Linked DNA regions of Homo sapiens: region 1 is linked to region 2. A link is a loop called in an ENCODE intact Hi-C map of the cell type or tissue named here. Cell type or tissue: heart right ventricle. All regions are shown on one strand.

What was found. Peaks named below come from ENCODE experiments on the same cell type or tissue, not always from the same donor. Only the 100,000 strongest peaks of a DNase experiment are listed, where the experiment ranks them.
Region 1: it touches region 2 in a loop (3-fold over the local background); 3 of 110 quality-filtered maps call a loop at or near these places.

The regions. Positions count from the first base shown.
Region 1 is chr7:14,901,692-14,904,191 of GRCh38, forward strand. DGKB (diacylglycerol kinase beta) reads right to left here and starts at 1,060. Exons shown (of 26, transcript NM_001350709.2): 1 at 901-1,060. In heart right ventricle, no CTCF peak of the experiment used is centred here; a DNase peak (open chromatin) is centred at 1,040; H3K4me3 peaks cover 1,866 bases; H3K27ac peaks cover 312 bases.
Region 2 is chr7:14,760,611-14,763,110 of GRCh38, forward strand. All of the region lies in intron 2 of DGKB (diacylglycerol kinase beta), which reads right to left. Among named protein-coding and RNA genes, the nearest start is that of DGKB, 140 kb to the right of the region's middle. In heart right ventricle, no CTCF peak of the experiment used is centred here; a DNase peak (open chromatin) is centred at 1,131; H3K27ac peaks cover 1,695 bases.

The sequences.
Region 1 (2,500 bases), 140 kb after region 2:
CATTAATTATTTCTGATTTATTTTCTAGAAAAGACCTTCAGTATTCTGCTTGCATTCATGTTTATTTGGTCATTTGCTTTACAATGGACTGGTCCTTGCTGACCTGTTTTTAAAAGAGTTGGTTATCTGCAATTTGAGCAACCAGTTGAAGTTGTTTTATAAAAGTTTTAAGCCTTCATTTTCTGCCAGTGAACACAATGCTGCTTGGTTTCTAAGTATAGAGCCATCTATGTAAAAATCGCCACTTTAAAATCACAAGAAAGAGACTGTTCAGCAAGTGGAGGAGATTATTGCAGCAGGAAGAAACTGAGGGGACCCTCCATGTGGCACCCACTGAAGAGTATTTGAATGTTTATCATATCATCAGTGTGGCCTAGGCTGTTGCCTAGCAGTTATCTAGAGACCTACTTCACGTTTTATTTTAATTTAATAAGGTAAATCGAAGACTTTTGTTTGCTTGCTTGCTTGTTTAGTTCACAGATTAGGAATAAATCTGGACTGGAACTTGTAACAATTAACTAGGGCATTTGAAAGTCCAAGCCAGCCTCTTTATGAATTACATTTTGAAAAGACAAGCTGCTATCTCATTGGTAACTTTCAGGAGACCACTCTTGGAATTAAATTTAGAAAACATTTATCAGTTATGTTGCCCAAAATCACAATGGACAGGGCACTTTCTGCATAGCTAATACACAAGCGGCATCCGCCTGCAAATCACAGAGCACCCCTACTATAGCATAACTAGGACAGGAGTCAGGGAGACGAACCGATTTAACATTTCATGGAGAATTCAAAGCTATGCTTCTCTAACTTTCCTCCCCATTTCTTCCCAGCTTCCCTTCCCCCGCACCACACACCCAGAAGCCACTCAATTTGCCAACCATGTCCAGTTTAACTTACTGCAGTGTGATGCAGGCGAAAGCTGAGCGCATCTCTGAAGCGAGAGCCACTGCTTTTCCGGAGAGGAACTGGGACTAGCCAGTTCTCAGGATCCTTTCCAATTCACACGCTCCCGGCACAGTAAGAAGGCTCCCACACAGCTCGGCTTCCCCAGAGGAGTGGAGCTTCAAGAACTCTGCTCACAGCATCCTCCTCCCCACTGCCACCCCCTTCCAGAACACCCGGCCCATTGGAACTAGTGTCTGAAAGATGGAAATCTACTTCCAGGCAGCAACACAGGCTGCCTGCAGTTCACCCGTCTCTGATCATTTGCAACTAAAAAACAGCGGAGGCTGAAAGACGTAGGTTTCCGGAGCCTGAAAGTCATCTTTGGCGTCCCCCTTCCCCACCTCTCACTCCTCCCACTTCATCCCCGCTCCTCTATCGCGTCCACCCCCAGTCCTCCAGACTCCCACTCAAGCTAGCTATCACAAATGATTATTTTATCATCCAAACCAGTAAGCAGCTGAAGGAAACAATTTGTCAGAGATGAAATACCTGTTGTCCATGACTAACGCTCTTCTTCAGTCTCTCTTAGTCCTTGATTTATGTCAAGACGCGTTGATATTGGAAGTCTGTGCAGTGTGTGTGTGTGTGTGTGTGTGTGTGTGTGTGTGTGTGTGTTGAGGAGGAGGCGATTTGCGCGGCTGCAAGCACCAGCCCTGCCTATCTCTGGCTGCCGCTTCTCCAGCTGCTATTGCTACTCTTGCTGATGGAGCTCAGGGGAAAATGAGACAGGGAGACAAGGCTATACAGCTGTTTAACTGCTGGTCCAGTTATAAGACAGGGGAGGAGACGGTGCAGGTGAGAGGCTGTTGAGACAGTGAGCTGGATTCACTGCAATTACTACCACTCACTATACATCTCAGGGAGGAAATATGATACCCGTCTCCCCTCTCCCTTCTACAACTGTAGTCCTTGGTGGGTCATTGTTCAGCAACCATCTGCCGAAGCCACTTCTACCAATTGTAGCAGCTGCAGACGCTCTTGCTGCATTCCGGCTTGGTAACCTCGGAGCAGGTGACTGGAGGATGGATGAAGTAGAAAGGCAGTTAAATATTGGGAGAAACTCTATGTATGTGTAACCAATCAGGGCACAGATAAAAATAACAATTTTGAGGCACGTGTGTAAAATAGTGTATTAGGGTAAGAAAAATGTAAGTAAGTCAATAATCAAGATTTTTGTGGACTGTGTACAAAACCAGACAGTTATTAAGCAGTGTGCTTACCAGCTTATACACGGGGTATCTTGACATAGAAGTCCCGTGGTTGCTCTTAACTTATCTATATAATATTCTCAATGATTTCAATGCATTAACATCTCTCTGTCAGCTACAGACTCTGGTAAAACCAACTTGATTCTGTCTTCTATTAACTTTCATTTGCTCTCCTTATTGGCTGCTCTCATTAATCTCCAACATATTCTCATAAAAAATATGACATTCGGCAGAACTTAGAAATGGAAGACGTTCTCAAATCCCCCAAAGAATAGAATACTTCTTAATTACTAGTAACATTTGCTCTAGTAATAGTCTGTCTTCACTTTCTTGTTCTGTAGATT
Region 2 (2,500 bases):
CACACACATACACAGATGCATACATTCTGGAATATCATATCTCGAGAGACTATGTTTATTTTAACCATATCTTAGGCCAATGATAAAATGGAAGGCGGAGAAAACAATTTTGGTTTCTCCCACATAGGCCTGCCCCACAACTTTAGAGACACTGCTTAGATGGCCTTTTCGTTTCAGGTTTCTATGAGAGTAAAAAACATATTCAGTAATTATTTATAAATGACTCAGAGAAGGGGAAAGCTCATAAAATTATTCCTACAATATTTTATTAGTGTACTGGTCATAGTTTATACTGAATATTCTTAGTAGAGAAATCATGAGCTAAATTAACAGCCAAAAACCTCTAGATATATGACTGCCCTTTCCATGAACTAGGGCTCAACAATGACTTGGTCTGAGACAATTTAAAGTGCTCTAGTTGATATTCAGATGAATCACTATCAATTCAACTCACTGCCTCTCCAATTCTCAAGTTCCAGTTCTAATATCTTAATATTTGAAGTTTAACTATGACCTGATCTCCACTTTACAATCTAGTTTGGAAACTGGAGCATTATCTTGTTTTTGTATTCCTGTCTCAATAACATTTCTTGGGCCCAGTTTCTCTAAGGCTGAGGCCCTGATTTGACCGGTCAATCTTCTAAAGATAAGGATTTGCGCATGGAACACCAGAGAGTTCAGGATATCCATAACCTTTCAACAGCATTGTTTTTACATGAATTATCTACATGTCTTCTTGGACACCCAAATTGCACTAGGTTGTGAAAATCCTACTGCTATGTTTTACCTTCTTTTGGGGGGAACACACATTTATCTTATTTGTAAGTTAACTGCTTGTCCAAATTTCTTCCTATGGCCTATCACCATAAACATTCCTATCTTTTTTATTGTGCCAACTCTGAGTTACATTCTGTCCAAAACTACACTGGGGCAGTGGAGAGGGGAAAGGATCTATAACTAGGCCTGACCTGCCTTCTAGGACAAAATAAACAGAGGAAGTTATACCTGGATGAACAGATAGTAAGACGTGGCCTCAGTCATAATTCAGCTAATAATAGAGCTTCGGGAAAGAGCACAGTGACAGATACTAGGCTGAGCAATGCTGAGAAATCCAGGCAAGCAGCCAGCCAGGCAGGCAGCTGTGAGCTTGGAGATCAGTTTAGTAAATACATGTCTGTAATGGGAGAAAGAACCTGGAAGATTGGCCAGTGAAGTGCTAGGCAGCCCAGTGCTGAGCAGCCAGGTTGAAAACAGCAGGTTTAGTTCTTGGGATAAGGGAGCTGGACAGATGCGCAGCACAAAAGATTGGGTCTCCTGGAAAGCAAAGGAGGGGTATGACTTGGGGAAATTCTGAAACATGGGGCTAATTTCAGAGGTTCCTATGCTTGGCTTGACTGGCAGGGCAGGATACTTGGAAAACAACAGTGAATACAAATTACTGCCCTTTGACTAACATATCCATTTTCCCAGCAAGTAATTTAATACTATACCAATAACTACAGCTGAGACAATGGGCTGTCTTTTTCATCACTGTCAGAATCAACTTAGAGCTGAAAATGGTACTGAGCATGAAAGCGGGAGGTGTTTTATTAAGCAAACATTCTTGGAATGAGCTGGGAAAGAACAAAGAAAATGTTTATGGGGAGATGAGTTGACTTTCTCCTATACTTTACCTTTCTATCACCTGCTCTGGTACTTGAGTAATTCCAGGGGCCCCCCAAAATGCACACACCCTGTCAATCTTCTCATTTCGGCTGAGTCATGTAATAAACAATGCCATGAGAGTTAAATGAACTACATTTTAGGGATCAACGTTAAATTTTTATTTACTTTTAAAATGTTCAGAATTTTTAACGATTTTCAAGAAAAATTAAAGACCCTTTACATTAGTCTGAATTGAAAATAAATAAATGACTAATAGCATTTGGTAACGTTTAGAAAATGCAAATAGATCATAAAAAGTACTACATGAAAAATGAAACACTTAGTTCCTCTCACATCTCTTTAGGCATCTGTTACATCTTGAGTGAGTCTCCTTTGTGATTTTCCTGCCTCTTTGTCTCTTTATTCCAAAAAACTCAACACATACTTGTCAGATTAATCTCAAAGGCCCCATGAAGTAACGGAGAGATTTAAAGCCAGCTAGATTTAGATTTGAATCTTGGCTCCAGAATGCTTGGCTGAATGTCCCTGGGCATATTTTTAACCTCTCTATGGTTCAGTTTTCTAATATTTAAAATTAGAATAATGATAGGGATCTGGCAATACTGTGTCTAGCAAAGTGTCTGGTGCCCAATAAATCCTTGTTCCTTTATTTCATCCTAAATGTGACTTTAAACAAATCATCACCCTTCAACTGTTTCCTGTTGCTTTTGGATTGAAGCACAAACTCCTCCTCTTGGCACCATAGGTGTGTCAAAATATGATCCAAATCTATCTTCCAACAGTTATTTTCTGTATCTTCCATATTTACTATTCAATATCCATTCATCCAATTGTG